Linked DNA regions of Mus musculus: region 1 is linked to region 2. Evidence: chromatin loops called from intact Hi-C (ENCODE). Cell type or tissue: left cerebral cortex. All regions are shown on one strand.

What was found. A loop is a pair of places that touch in the nucleus more often than their neighbours do. Peaks named below come from ENCODE experiments on the same cell type or tissue, not always from the same donor. Only the 100,000 strongest peaks of a DNase experiment are listed, where the experiment ranks them.
Region 1: it touches region 2 in a loop (33-fold over the local background); 7 of 42 quality-filtered maps call a loop at or near these places.

What each region holds. Positions count from the first base shown.
Region 1 is chr1:36,599,020-36,607,019 of GRCm38, reverse strand. It overlaps Fam178b (family with sequence similarity 178, member B), which reads left to right. Exons shown (of 16, transcript NM_001372417.1): 9 at 6,069-6,153; 10 at 6,436-6,612; 11 at 6,800-6,897. Among named protein-coding and RNA genes, the nearest start is that of Sema4c, 45 kb to the right of the region's middle. In left cerebral cortex, no CTCF peak of the experiment used is centred here; DNase peaks (open chromatin) are centred at 475, 2,546 and 3,396; H3K27ac peaks cover 322 bases.
Region 2 is chr1:36,711,138-36,719,137 of GRCm38, reverse strand. 4933424G06Rik (RIKEN cDNA 4933424G06 gene) reads right to left here and starts at 4,601. Exons shown (of 9, transcript NM_001374322.1): 1 at 4,441-4,601; 2 at 254-316. The coding sequence starts at 4,525. Gm33533 (a long non-coding RNA gene) reads left to right here. Exons shown (of 7, transcript XR_865346.3): 6 at 3,351-3,579; 7 at 4,453-6,290. In left cerebral cortex, no CTCF peak of the experiment used is centred here; no DNase peak of the experiment used is centred here.

The DNA.
Region 1 (8,000 bases), 110 kb after region 2:
TGTCTGGGATGAGTGGAGAGAATTGGAATTACTCAGAAAAGAAAAGCAGAGACAAGGGCCTGGTGTGGAGGGATGGAGTGAGACAGTGACACACAGGGCACTCCTGGGAGGGGGGTCAGAAATAGGCGAAGACTTTCCCTTCAGGAGGAGACTGTCCTAGGAAGCCTCTGGACTGTGGCCTTTCAAACATGTCTCCAGGGTTCCATGTACAAACCTTAGCATATGGACTTCAACTTGACCAGGTACAGTGAAGCCCTGAATTGGAAGAGGAGACTTGCTATGCTGCACAGTGTCACTCCTAGACATGCCTTTTGACGCCTCCTTTACATGGGTCCTGGACATTGGCATAACTGCTAAGACTTTCGCTCAGAGGAGAATTCAGAGTCGTCCTGGAGGCCCCATCAATGATCACAAGGGCATTTTTCTAGCTCGTGGCTTGTAAGAGCCAACCGTGAACCATCTGCCAAACCCTTGAGACTAGTGAAGTTTTTCTGCCTGCATTCATTCTTCCTGCATCTTTCCTGGAGCAGGTGGGTGGTGAAGATGTTCAGGGCTCTTCCTTGGGTTTCTGTGACGTTTGATGGTTGAGAACACTATGGATTTCATCGTGTAGCTGTAAGACCACCCCCTGATAAGTATTCATGAAATGTCCTGATAGTTCCAGCATTCCTTCACCGAGGGCACAGCAACATCTTGAGAAATAGACAAGAGAAATGATAGATTAGGCCAGCTTTGTCCCATGGTCTTGTTTGTCCTTATTATTGTCCAGTCTTAGATACTGGCATTGTGCCATTTGTTCGCCATAGTTTGGTTTGCTTGTTTTTTGTTGTTGTTTTTGTTTTTTGAGACAGGGTTTCTCTGTGTAGCTCTGTGTGTCCTGGAACTCACTTCATAGACCAGGCTGACCTTGACCTCACAAAGATCCACCTGCCTCTGCCTCCCAAGTGCTAGGATTAAAGACGTGCACCACCATTGTTCAGTGCTGCTAGGTATTTCTCATCTCTATTGGCTTCTGGGCATGTCCCTACCAAGGACTCCCTCTGAGCCACCTGTGGTGGCACCCCTAGAGTCTAATAACAGCTCAGGGTAGAAGTAAGGACTGAATTTCCTCTGCACAGAGCCACACAACTGGCAGTTTCTCTAGTTACTGTGAGAAACTGTCTTTCACTATTTGGTCCTAAGCTCAGATGTCTGCCACCATCTCTCCTCTGAAATGTGCATCACGGTTTTCTAGCAGGGCTGGGAGATGGCTCAGTTTGTAAAGTGTTTGCTGTGAATCCTAGAACCCATGGAAAAGCAAGACACAGCTCTGCAGGGGTGGAGATAGAGGATGCTGGAGCTTGCTGGCCAGCCAGTCTAACCAACACTATGAGCTCCAGGTTCAGTGAGAGACCCTGCCTCATAAAGTAAGGTGCAGCTGGAGAGGCAGCTCAGTGGCTAAAAGCTGAATAAAGCTGAGCTAAGGTTAGGACCAGGAAGCAAGGTGAAAAATGACAAAAGGGAGGCATGGACCATCTCCAGATACAGTCACAGATGCATGCATGTATACACACATGCATACATACGCGCGCGCACACACACACACTTAGACCCCTGCAGGCATGGGTACACAACTCTGACACATACAAAGGCTTCCTCTCAGAAAGGCACAGCCCTTCAACAACTGCACCATGGCAATCATCTGAGGTCCAGAAAAGCAGCAGGATTGGGGGCAGGAGGATTTGGGGAACGGAAGGACAGAGGAGGAGCCAGTGTGTGAGCACAGAAGACAGGAGAGGAGCATCAGCATTCTTGCATGGTTTAGGCCCACACTGCTGCACAGCTGGGCTTTGTCTGTCCCCCAGCAATAGCAGCAAGGTCCTTAGGTAGTTGTGACAGTCCTCTAGTGCTGCTTCCTGATTACAAAGCTGTCAGTTGGCTTTCACAAAACAACCTAAGGGAAGAGGGACATTTCTTTTCGCTTACCATTTCAGAGGGATCTGTCCGGGGTCAGCTGGCTTCATTGCTTCTAGTGGCGAGGCAGAGGGCCTGGTGGAGGACATCTGCTCAGCTGGTGGTGGGGACACTCCTTGAAATGACACTCCTTGTGACCACATCCTGCAGCCGCCTCTCATCTCCTAACAACCTACTGAGCTAGAAACGCACCTGTCCATGACATTAGCTCTCTAACGGGAACAAGGGCCAGCTAATGGGCTTGCCTAGATACATGGATCTGACCTTTAGGAGAGTTCCACTACTGTCTTCTGGAAGCAGGGGTCAGAGTCCGCTTGGCTCTCAGACAGGGCCTTTCTTGCAGAGGCCAGCAGGTTAGTGAATGACTGCATACTGGAAGAACACCCTGCCAACACTGGGGCAGTAGGTAGCTGCCCTATGGGGCAATTGGATCCGGGTGTAATTTGTATGCATACACGCAGCCTCTTGGGTTCAGTAAGGACTGTTCTTCATTCAAGGAGAAACCACGTCCAGTTCCTACAGACTTCAGCAGGCTCACTGCTTAATGCCAGATGGCTCTGGACAGTGGCAGTGCTTGTGTGTGTGCCACCCTCCCTCCTCGAGGGTCACAGTGCTGTGCAGATGCTGGCTTTCATGTGATTCTCTTTCCTCCTCTCACTTCCTTTGGTTTGTTTGGGGTTTTGATGCAAGGTCTCATGTCACCCAGACCGACCTCAAATGCACTATGTAGCAGAGGCTGGCCCTTGAACCCCTGCTCCTATCTCTACTTCTACCTCCTAAGTCCTGGGATGATAGACATAAACCTCAATATTCAGCTTTTTCCTGTCTTTTAACCCCTCCAGTACAGTTAAATGTTGATGTGTAGGAAGAGGTCAGTTGATGTGCTCCTGTAAGTTCGCTTTATGAGTTTAAAACAATGCAGCTGAGACTTAAATAAAGTCCAAGTCCTTAAGGCAGGCCATGAGCCCTCAGCAGCAGCTGAGGAAGGAGTTCACTCCTAACCTGCTGAGTTCAGGCTGGAAGAATGGATTCTGAACTTTTGCTGAATTTTTGCTGTTCTGTGGCCTCTTGTTAGCTAGTGCTTCGTCTAGAACCGCAGTCACAGATGTGGCGGGGTGCTGTAGCATCTGCCTAGCAATCCTGAGGTCCTGAGTTCATTACCCAACACTACCGAGGACATAAATAAATCACGCTTTCAATAGCAGTCATAGATGCCAGCAGTGAGTACAGGACCCCATGGTGTTGCTGCCCAGAAAGAGAAGGGCTGGGAAACATCCGGCACTCAAAAGGGAGGATACTGGAGAAGAAAAAGCTTAGAAAAAGCTCTACTTGAGAAGGCCGGCGTCCCTTCCCAAGGCGTATGGGTCTGTCGCAGCCACACTTCCCTTCCTCAGACAGTTCTAAAAAGGCATGTCGCCAGCTCACACTTGCTTTTCCCTCCTCCCTTTGGCAGCAGCACACTGTCTGAAAGCCTGTTTCTCTGTAACAGCCCATGGCTGCCCCACTCTTTGTGAACGTCTGAAAACACGCCCAACCCATGCTTGAGCCAGGTGCCTGCTCTCAGGCTGGTACTGACTAAGACACCCACGCACGTATTGGCACAAACCCAGCATGCACCCAGATGTGCAAACTCCTACCTCACCCACTCTCTGATCCTAATAAATGCTAAACTCCAGAAGAAAGGCTGAGCCCAGCCCCAGCTTCCCCAACAACAACTTTGGTGTGTTGGCCCCAGTTCCTCAGCAGTGTAGAAGACAGATCTCTTTCCCATCTGTGGAACACCAAGGCCAAGAAGTGAAGAAAGGGGAGACTTTCCCTTGAAGCTGCAGTAGGTGCTGCCCTGCCGGTGCCCTGCCAGAGCATCTGTGCTAGTGTGGTTATCACTGTTCTCCTCAGCATGTGCAGCTAGCTAGGGTGCACTGCTTTCAGGGACTCCAAGCAGGTTCCTCAGTGTGGAGAGGACAGGATGGGCCTCCGAGGCAGCTCACTTGGCATAGCCCTTGCCTAGCAAGCATGGAGCTCTAGGGTTGATCCCCAGCACCATATAAACTGGACATGGTAGCAGACACTTATAATCCCAGCACTCAGAAGACGGGGTCAGAAGATCAAGACCATTCTCCACTACATAATGAGTTTGAGACTAACTTAGAATAGCTGAGACCCTGTCTCCAAAAAAACTGTGGAGAAGTGAATGAGACAGCAGAGGGAAGCTTTGCATAAAACCTACTTAACTGACCCAAAGTGGCTAATGTACATTTGGTCTGAAAGAGAATAATATTGTGAACTAAGAAACTTTGGGGGTGCTGGGTGGTGGTGGCGCACGCCTTTAATCCCAGCACTCGGGAGGCAGAGGCAGGCAGATTTCTGAGTTCGAGGCCAGCCTGGTCTACAAAGTGAGTTCCAGGACAGCCAGGGCTATACAGAGAAACCCTGTCTCGAAAAACAAACAAACAAAAAAAAACAACAACAACAAAAAAAGAAACTTTGGGGGCTGCCCACTCAGGACAGCCATGCCAGGAGCAGCTCCAGGCTGGCTGTGTTTGACTCTGGTCTTTAGGGAGGGGATTTCTTCACCCATTCCCCAGTCACCAATCTGCCCCATCTGGAGGGACTGGCCACACGGGGCCTGTCCATACACGACTTGTTAGATACAACCTAACAGCCTTTGGTAGGGGTGTGCAGCTTTGTCTGGCTTCTGTCTCACTTGCTGAATGTTGCCACGTGGTTCTTTTTTTTTTTTTGGGGGGGGTCTCTTTTCAGTTTATTGCATGAAGGAGTTACACTAGTCCAAGTTAAAAGCGGACCCCAAATGATTACATTATACAAGCTGTGAGGTTTTTAAACTTGTGACAAGGGACAGAAGGGAAATTCTACTCATTGAAAGGAAATCCTCGCTTAAGCTTCAGAGAGCCACAAGCACTTAAAACCCACGAGCCTTCAGCTGATCGTCCTTAGGCAGCCCAGTCTCTATCAGGAGCTGGCATATGTTCTTGCGCTGGTCACCCTGTAGCTGAATTACTTCTCCATATTCTGGATGCTCAATTACAGTACCATTGCAGGCAAATTTCTTCTTAAATGCCTTTACTAGTTTCTTTTTATTGTAATCATCAGCGATCCCTTGGACAGTTGTTGTAAGGGTCTTCCTGCCGCTTCTCTGTTGAATTCTTATATGGATATAATCCTCAGTGCCACCAGGAAGCAGGTCACCACCCTTACTTGCATCAGCAAAGGGGTCGAAAGAGTGGAGGTTCTGGATAGCGGACATACGATACGATTCCTTTTCTTACCATCATTGAACAGGCAAAAGAGATGGCTTCTGTGGAAGGACGACCATCAGAGAGATGAGAGGTAGGGTTTCCTGCTTTCGAGGTCCCAGGATGCTGAAGCTGGAGAGCTCCTCTGAATGTTGAGCAAGAGGAACTCAGTGACCACCCCCTCAGTGCAGTGCATACTCTCCCCACACCCAGGTGGGCTACAGGGGTAGGAACAATAGGGGTGTGGTGTCCAGCTCAGGTCTGAAAAGCCACAGCAGTCATGGGGGTACTTCCCTCCTACTCTGGGAAAGGTACTCCTGTCACCATATGGAAGAGTCCCATGTGGCAGGGACTCAGGACCCTCCCAATCCATGGTTGTATTGTTGAGCTGAGAGACAGGTCCCTAGCTTAGTCAAGCCTGATATGAAGGTAGCCCCACCCAGCCTTGAAGACCACTGTAGAACTACCCCCTAACTGACTGTTTCTGGACCCTTGACTCTCAGAATCTCAGTGGCATACTTTTGTTGTAATTTTTGTTGTTGTTGTTTTAAGACAGGGTTTCTTTGTATAGTCCTGGATGTCCTGGAACTCACTACATAGACTAGGCTGGCCTCAAACTCTTCCTGCTTCCGCCTCCTGAGTGCTAGAATTAATGACATGCACCCACCAGTATCTGGCTATAATAAAAGTTTTTAAGCCTCTCCTTGTGGAAGGTCTGTCCTAGCAGATGATGAGGGGACCCTAGACAAGCAGGTCCTCTGTGCACTCTCTGTTTCTCTGGCTCTGCTTTTCTTTCTCCTTAAGCACCTCCTACCACCTTAAGCACTTGCATATAATGATATTGTTTCTGTCTTATGTCAGGGTGCTTGAGAGTGAGGCCAGCCTGGATTCACAGGATCCTCCCCAGGAAGTGGCCTTGGACATTAAGTTGAACTACATCTACAAGGTGAGCCAAGCTTTCCTTTCCCAACTCACCCCAAACGACTTACTCAGTGGTTTAGGTGGGTAGCTTCACCAGGCACCCACAGTGAGCCAACTCAACCCCAGTGCAGGCTCAGTGGTGGCCTTGGTACCCGTGCTACAGAAAGCCTGAAGTCCACCTATGACTGCCAGTATGGCTAAAGTGGTTCACAGAACAGGTGGCCTGCTGGTCTCTAGAGTCCCCACCCCAGCCCTTCCCTCAGCTCCATGCCCCCTCCCACCCCTGCTTCTTTGTCTTGCCCTCCAGTTCCTGACCCTGTGTCTCCTAGTCCGGCCAGTGTCCTACACGGATGCCAGCATCTTGGATCTGATGGAGCTGCTGTGCCGCGCAGGCCTGGATGTAGGGTTGTGCCTGCTGCCCAAGACTGACCTCCAGCAACTCCTGCTCCTGCTGCTGGAGAGAATCCAAGAGTGGCCTGGAAAGGTACACAGCCTGGGCTCTGCCCCTGGGAACTCCCTTGCCCCTGGAGCACCCTAGGTGGGGAGAGCATCACTTACAGCTTCTGCAGGGGTCCCTGGCCCTCATGAAGGGACCTTTGCTCCCCTAAGTTAGCAGGGCAGAGGTGACGGCAGCTTCCTCCAGCAGCTTACTGGGTGCCTCTGCCCTACAGCTCCAGCCCCTTTGCTGTGCCCTGAGCTGGGTGTCCGACCACCACCACAACCTGCTGGCCCTCGTGCAGTTCTTCCTGGATGTGACGCCTCGGGGCAGGTGGGTGCTTCTCAACCACATCCCACGGGATCTTTCAAGGATCTAGAATCTTCCATACCAACCCCAACAAACAAACTGTCTGCCTGGTTTCTAAAGTCTCAGAGGAAGAACTAAAAATACAATTCACTAATGAGTTCTTTACAAATGAAAAAAAAAAAAAAAACGCCTAATTTTCTTAACATGATCTTATTAGTAAAACACTGTCTTATGCAATTAGCTTCTGCCGGCAGTGCCTGCCTGCCCGCCTTTCTTTGGGGCTCCCCCACCTTAGGTTTCTGGGTTCTTCTTGTCACTCCTTCCCTCTCTTCCACCACCCACTCCTGCTCCTAGTCCATCACCGTTTATTTTCTGCGCAGCTTTTTTCTGCCATAAATTATCTTACTATTTATTTCCCTATTTGGACTCACTCTCCCCACCTAGTCACTTCCAGAGCAGGTGCCTTGTCAGGATCACTGCCATAGCGCCCCACATCTCAGCCCCCGCCTGGCGGGCCAGTGGTGTTTTGTAAAATTCTTGTGGAATGATGAAGTGAACAACAGACAGCCCAGAAGATAAGAGCTGTTGGCTGGACTCTCCTGGCCTTGTCTCTCCTCATCTCCACCTTTGTTCTCCTGCTCCTCACTCACAGCCACAGGGAGGGCCCTACCTGGGCCCTTGGTCCCTCCCTTCCCACCCCGGTCCTGAACAGGCACATGACAGTAGTGGTCCATGGGTATTCCCCTGTGACTTCCCAAGAGACCTCACCCCAGGCCCATATGAGCAAACATACTCTACTGACTTGGTGGCTCAGCCATCACCCTGCTGGTTTCAGCTTCCGGCTCTTCCCTAGGAAGCTGCTCAATCCACACCCCAGTGTTCGCCTGTCCAAGCAGCCCACACCCTGGGGATTTCTTTCCATTTTATTTGAACCGACTGAGCCTGTCCCCCATCTGCTGTCCCTCACAGCACATCCACTCCAGGGAGCAAGCTGGAATCAAGCTTCTCCACCTCCTACTCTTCACCCCTAAACCTGGGCATGTTGACTTCAGAACCCTAAGTCCCTGGTTTTTGGTTGCATCTTTGTGTCAGCTCCATGATGGCCATTGTGTTGACTGGGTCTTTTC
Region 2 (8,000 bases):
GCTCATGGCTTTAGTGAACTTCTAGATGGCAGTACTGACCCCCTCCCCTGCCCCCATTTTGAGAAGCAGAAATCTTACCAAGGTTTGGTTTATTGCCCCATTTGCTTAACTCTGGGGCACTTGCATGCTTAGGGGAACTGACTCTTAGCCACAGAGCAGAATGCTCCCCCCCTCCCCGTTCCCTCTTACCCAAACCACTAGAAAGAGGTAACTTCTTCAAATCCAGCCTCAGGTTCCACAGGAGACTACTTACCAAATAGTCTATCCATATCTTCTTTGAGATGCTTTGAACTTGAGGAAAAATTGTTCTCCACACCTGCAGGAGAAACAGGATCCCCTGTGATTACATCTTTCACTGGTCAGGCAAGCATGACGGTGTACGTCTGTGATCTAGTATTTTCGAGGTAAGTGGGGCCAGGACCAGGAGTTCTTGGTCAACCTTGCCCATAGAGCAAGCTCAAGGCCAGCTTGGACTTCACAACTCTGTGTCAAAAATACATAAATAAATAGCCTTCCTCTGTATGTATCACCTCTCCGTGCTGGATACAGCCCCAGTGGACACCTGAGCCTGCGCACAGTATCAAAGCCCATGTATGTTTTCTCTCATGTGTACATACATGTACTGTCTTTTCCATTTTAACTGTTACTTATGCTTGGTGACCATGACTTTTGCTCTCTGTGGTATAATACCAAACAGGCACTAATTTTGTTTGCTACTATGGGGCTTTTGAGGATCCCAATTGTGGTTTAACGATAAAGACACAGAGACATCTGTATACTATAAAGTTGTTGGCCTGTTTGCCTGGGCAGACTCTTAGCTCATGTAACTTGAACTGATTTCTCCAAAGCTGCCCATCTCCACAAAACTCTCTCTGCTCTCCTCCCTGCTCAGTTCGAGTCTCCCTTCTGTCCTCCTGCGTCTGTTTCCCCCTGGTCACTCTGTCCATCCTTCTGCCCCAGTTCCAGCCACCAACTTGTATTATACAAAAAGTCACACTCCTTTCTCATCCAGTTGGCTTTGGGGGTTACCCAGACCTTCCCCATTGCAACTTATCTTTCTTTTGGGGCCGGTGAGGAAGCTAACATTTACATATCATGCTAGCTTTACACAGCCCAGCAATTAACAAGTGAAAACACACGGACACACTCTTCCATAGCTAGTAAATACAACATTTGAGGGTCATTCCAACAGTTTGCCTTCTTCAGTTGCATGAATAGAAAATTCACTCTGGGGCTGAGACTGAAGGTTAGTAATAAGGCCCGTGTTCGAGGTCTGAGTTCAATCCATCCCAACTGCACATCTCATCAACCGCAACCTTCAATTCTCTTCCTAGAGTCAAGCACATTTGCCTTGTTTCTTTTCTCTGGGCTGTTTAAAAGGACTGGATCACTACCCCAGCTTTGGACCTTTATTACAAGAGCAAGCAGGCTTAAAAGGTGGTGCAAGTGGGTGTTGGCAATTCATCTAGGCTCTGCCCAACAGCTACCTAGCAACAGCCATGTCAACCTGGCATGTAAGAACAGCTCAGCCACCCAGCTATTCTCTCCTGCTCCCCAACCCCCTTCTATCTCCTCCTTCTCCTCCCCACCCCCCCCAACCCCTTGACCTGTTTCAGCCAGCCTCTTCCTCTCTACTCTTTTATAGCCCTGGCTGTCCTGGAACTCACTTTGTAGACCAGGCTGGCCTCAAACTCAGAAATCAGCCTGCCTCCCAAGTGCTGGGATTAAAAGCAAACGCCACCACGCCCGGCCTCTCTACTCTTTCTGTCCTTCCTGTACCCCGTTCTCTGCCTCTACCTCTTTTCCAGTTCCCTGTCCCTTCCTGCCAGCTTCCCTTCCCTTCCCGCCAATAAACATTCTTCATACTAGGTTTGTCACATGGCTTGGCTGTTCAGGGGGACACACTGGTTGGGCGCTAAGGTACTTGCTCCTGCTCCATTGTCGTGGGGAAAGAAGAAACTTGCCTTCAATCCTGATGATCTGAGGTTTATCCCTGGGACCCACAGAAAAGAACTGACCTCCATTCAGTTGTCCTCTAACCTCCACACATGCACACAAATAATAATAACAATAATAATCAGGAGAACAGGGACTGCATGAACACAAGCTCTGTGACACCATAGCATCTGCGACATGGTGCCATGGATGGCTTTGGGACAAAGGGAAGGCAGCACACACAGTGTGGATGCACTGGACAAAGCAATGGCTTACATTGTAGGCAGGGCAGAGCAAGAGGTCCCCCAATTTCATCAAGGTTATAGAAAACAGTGTACAAATTTAAAATGAATCTTCTGTCCATGCAACTGTGAAGAAGGCAAATAAATTTAGTGCCTGTTTGGTATTATACCCAAGACAGCAAAAGTATGGCCACCATGAGTGATATGTAACAGTTAAGTGGGAGAGACAGACTATACATATATGAGAGGAATTGGGCTTTGGTACTATGTACAGGTTCAGGTATCCACTGGGGCCTTTGACTGTATCCTGCACAGTAGGGTGATACATATAGATGGACATTATTTTTGAGACACATAAATAATAAACAATACAGGAAGTTGTCATTGCTGTTGGTTGCCCAGTGGTGATGGTAAGATTTTTTTTTTTTTTTTTTTTTTTTTTTTGGTTTTTTGAGACAGGGTTTCTCTGTGTAGCCCTGGCTGTCCTGGACCTCACTCTGTAGACCAGGCTGGCCTCGAACTCAGAAATCCGCCTGCCTCTGCCTCCCAAGTACTGGGATTAAAGGTGTGTGCCACCATGCCCAACTGATGGTAAGATCTTATTACTGAAGATATCACATGTTCTGGTAGCAAGACAGAGAAATCAAGCTGGGAAAGACTGGAAGTCCCCCCACTGCCCGTGACCCTCGAAATGTTAGAGGGTGTCATCCAAGCTGCTGGTGAGAAATTGTCCTTGTCTTTGTTTATATGTATAAATGCAAGTGTGCTGTGTGCATAAGTCAAAGCCCCTGGAACTGAAGTTAAGGATTACTGTGAGCCACCATGTGGGTGCTGGACATCAAACCTGGGTTCCATGCACAAGCAATAAGACCTCTTAACCTACGAGTCATCTCTCCAGTCACCAAGTCTTACTAAGACATGGATCCTGCATGCTACACTACCAATTAGCCAGGCAAAATATACCCACCAGTACCACCATGGCAAGTCTGTTATAGGAGGCAACCAACCAGATTCTAATTGGATTTGAGGCCCACTTAGAGAGAGAATTCATGTCTGGTACCTTAAGCCTGGTCAAAAGCCCGTGGTTGGGAGGTCATAAGCTCTAGTACAGGAGCTACTGCCCAGCTCAACAGTCAGGACATACCCATCAAGTAACTGTGTCTGTGTCTACAGATTAATGCTGCTGGCTGCTTCAGTCAGTGAAGCTCCCTGGTGCAGCAAGCAGTGGCAACTACAGAAACTCACAGCTGATCAAAGAGATGAGAGTTCCTGAGGTTGGGATCCCCAGCCATACATGGGACATCTAGACCATAGCTTCCAAGCTGCAGCGAACATTGCAGAAGGGACACAAGACTGTAAGAGACAGAGGAAGATGTGGAGTGTGTGGAACACTGACTCCCAGGTATGACACAGCCATCATACATGGGTACCCACAGCAGCCATGACTATCTGCACAAAACCTCCACTTTACATCAGCCGACACCTTGTCACGGAGGGGGAATGAGCTCACAAGGTCTCCCCCACTCCCTGAGGGTTTACATGAAGTTAATGATTCAGGGTGGGGTGGACATTCTTCAGTGGTGTAGCCACTAATGTGGCACTTCTACAGACATCTCCCCCATCCTGCTGTAAACAGTGTAATTCAACTCACTGGGCTATTTTACAAAGAGATGAAATTACAAGTGGGAGTAACTGGGGTGAAGGAGGAGACCGGAGAGAGTGGGGTGGGAACAACAGGTGACAGGTGAATTTAAACAAATACACTACACACAAGTACAAAAATGCCATAGCTGGTTGTATATAATCAGTATATACTCTATGTAGACCTCGCTCACTATGTAAACCAGGCTGGCCTCCAACTCACAGAGATCTGACCACCTCTACCTCCTGCCCGAGGGCTGGGACCAAAGGTGTGTGCCACCACCTCCCGGCTTAGTATATACTAATTTTAAAATATGAATGTGTGGATAAGATTGAGAAGTTTGTGGATAGCTGTTTTTTCTAATGATTGTTCTACTTGTGAGAGGTTTGAAAAACAATTTTTTTTAATAAAGGGTCGACATTTCTAAATACGGGATAGTTTTACAAAGCTCTAGAATTTGAGGGAGTGTCACAGGTGGGCAAGCTCAGGTAAAGGAAGTAGGACATGAGGAGGGCTCACTGTCCCAGCCTCGGCAGGAAGGGCCCACCAGCCAGCCTGGCTGAGGCTCCCTAGGGGTCTTCCATCCCTCCAGTTGCCATGACAGTATACTGATGATGATACCTTCAATCACAGGGATAGACAGGGGCTCTGTGCCCCAATGGCTGCCCAGGAAGATAACAAAGGAGAAGAACACAGTGTCGCTCATTTTTGCCACAACCAGAATGCCATCAGGGAGGAGCCATTCTCCTGAACTGCTCGCAGATAGGACAGCCCCAAGTTCCAGGATGCTGTGGAACCCGTGTTCTGTGAGGTCACACTGGGAAAGGGGCAAGTCTGTAGTCAGGGACGGAGAGGGACACTTGTGACCCTCAAACAGTCTCTCTGTTCACTGTCTCAGCTCTCTGAGGTCTGGTTAATCCTGCATGCCCTGCAACCTAAAGATGGGAATGTGTCAACAGGATACACGGAATGAAACTCAACTGTGGCCACTGGAGCTAGAGCCACCAGGTGTACTGTATTGGTCAACATAGCACATTAACAGGAGGGACAGGAGAGGTTGTCCTGTGGTGGTAAAGGGCTTGCTTGGCACATATGAGGCCCTGAGGTGGAACCTTAGCACCAAGAAAACAAGAAGGGATTGCATTAGTGAAGTGTTCTCACTATAGGTTAGCTCTGGAAGGGCCAGAGATTAAAGATCTGGTCACCAGCCCATGAAGACAATAGACTCTTTAGGAGGCAGGAGTGGTGACTGGAAGATCACCAGAAATGGGCTGTTTCAGGCATTTGGTGGTCTGAATAAGAATGGCCACCATGGGCTCATTATATGTGAATGCCTAGTCATCAGGGAGTGGCACTGCTTGAGAAGGACTGAAGAGGTGTGGCCTAGTTGGGGAAAGTGTGTCACTGGGGGGGGGGGGGGTGAAGCTTTGAGGTTTCAAAAGCCCAAGCCAGGCCCAGTCTCTCTGCTCTTCCTGATGCCTACAGATCCATAAGTAGAACACCCAGCTACTTTTCAGCACCATGTCTGCCTGTGTGCTGCCATGCTTCCCACCATGATAATGCACTAAACCTCTGACACTGCAAGCAAGCCTTAGTGAAGTGCTTTCTTTAAAATAAGAATTGATCTGGTTGTGGTGTCTCTTCACAGCACTAGAACAGTAACCAAACAAGGGAATAGTGGGACCCTGCCCCATCTTGCTTTTTGGCCGTCATAAGGGGAACAGTTTGCTCTGCCAAGCAGCCCTACTCCACCATGGTGCTTTGTCTTGCTGACTTCATGTACTGAAACCTCTGAAACAAGGAGTCAAAGTAAACCAAAGTAGACCAGGCTGGCCTCGAACTCAGAGAACTGCCTGCCTCTGCCTCCCTAGTGCTGGAACTAAAGGCATGTGCCACAACTGCCTGGCTGAGAATAATTTTTAATAGGAGCAATATTTACAATAGTAGAGTAATCTTAGTCTACTTGAATCATAATTACAGAATACTAGTTTGTGTTTTAATTAGAAACTAGTGTTTAACAAGACCATCTCTACAAGCAATGAACGGTCACTGGGAGAGAGACTCAGCCTTCCCCGGGTCAAGCTCCTGATAAGCTATCTAGTCCCAAGAGGTCAGCCCTAAATACACTGAGCAACACTAAATTATCTCACTAAATAACTGTACTTAGACACACAGACATCAATTATAGTCAAAGAATAATAGGCTATGAACTTCGGGAGTGGGAGGAAATGACAGGGTTTAAGGAAAGAGAGGAAAGGAGAGTGATATAAATATAATACTCATATATGAAATTATCAAAAAATAAAATTAAAAAAGTTTTTAAAGAAAACTACTTTTAAAAATTCTATTTCTGGCCAGGCGTGGTGGCGCAAGCCTTTAATCCCAGCCCTTGGGAGGCAGAGGCAGGTGGATTTCTGAGTTCGAGGCCAGCCTGGTCTACAGAGTGAGTTCCAGGACAGCCAGGGCTATACAGAGAAACCCTGTCTCTAAAAACAAAAACAAAAAAAAATAATAAATAAAAATAAAAAAAATAAAAATTCTATTTCCAATATATCTGTATATGTGGATTTTTGAATATTCATATTTAAATGTAAATATAAAATTTAATGCAGTAATACTTATTTTAAATATAATGCATGCTAAATGATTTTGATAGGCTATTCACGTTAATGAAACAATACACTCCACAAGCATTTACTAGCTGTTCCTCTAATACTCTCCCTTTTATCATATAAAGTAAATTTTAAATGTGTATTTATCTATGCGTGTGGATGCCCTTGGAGACCAGACAATGTGGGGGTCCCCTAAAACTGAAGTTACATACAAATTGTTGTAAGGGGCTCCACCTAGGTACAGCATATTCCTCATATCTGAGCTATATCTCCAGCCTTCATATGAAGTGTGTTTGGGTTTTTTGTTTGTTTGTTGTTTTTTGAGAAAAATTTTAAAAAGATTTATTGTATGTATATAAGTATACTGTCTTCATGCACACCAGAAAAGAGTATGTATTTCATGTCACAGTGCATATGTGGCGGACAGAGGCAGACTTAGAGGAGTCATTTCTCACCCTCCACCATGTGGCACTCAAGGATTGAACTGTCAGACTTGGCGGCATGCACCACTGCACACCAAGCCATCTTGTTGGCCCAACTCTTGGCCACTACACCTAGGTTAAAAAAAACTTTTACACAAGTTGCCTAGGACAAGAGTAGGAGTCAGCAAACTTGTCCTGTTGAGAGGTAAATAGAAAATACTCTAGTGTCTGTGAGCTACAAACTTCTCTACAGTATACTCTTCTTCATAGTCAATGCTACAATCCATTAAAAATGCAAGCACCAAGCTGGGCGTGGTGGCGCACGCCTTTAATCTCAGCACTTAGGAGGCAGAGGCAGGTGGATTTCTGAGTTCGAGGCCAACCTGATCTACAAAGTGAGTTCCAGGACAGCCAGGGCTATACAGAGAAACCCTGTCTCAAAAAACCAAAAAAAAAAAAAAAAAAAGGAATGCAAGCACCATTGGAAAGACTAGTCAATGAAATTGAAAGCTAGTGTTTTGAGGAAATGCTGTGACCCTCTAATACAGCTCCTCCTGTGTGGTAACTCCCCAACCATAAGACTATTTTCATTGCTACTTCATAACAGTAATTTTTGCCACTGTTGTAAATCATAACTTGAATCCCTATCTTCCAATGGTCTTAGGGGATCCCCAAGAGGTTGCCACCCACAGATTGAGAACTGCTGCTCCCCTGCTCTAGCCTGCCTGATCAGGGTTAAAAGGGGGGGGGCATCCCAGGTGTCCAGTGAGAAGGGAAACATCTCTGTAGACACTGAAAGAAAACCCTGGATACATTATGGACAACTTTTTGCCCATTACATTTGCCCAAAGCTGACAAATTCCATGACATACAAAGTAACAAAACAATGTAACTCAAGAAGATACAGCAAGACCGCAAGTGTAGCTAGTTGGTAGAGAACTTATCTAGGTGCAGGTTCTGTGTTCAGCACACCAAAGGAGGAGGAAGAAGAGGAAGAGGAGGATGGAAAGGGGAAGCTGCCACCACCACCAGAACCAGTCTACATCTCTTTTTTAAAAACTTAATTTGTATATTATAAATATACACACTTTCTTCCCACAAAGAAAACTCAAGATCTAGGTAACTTCATGAGTGAACGCTATCAAAC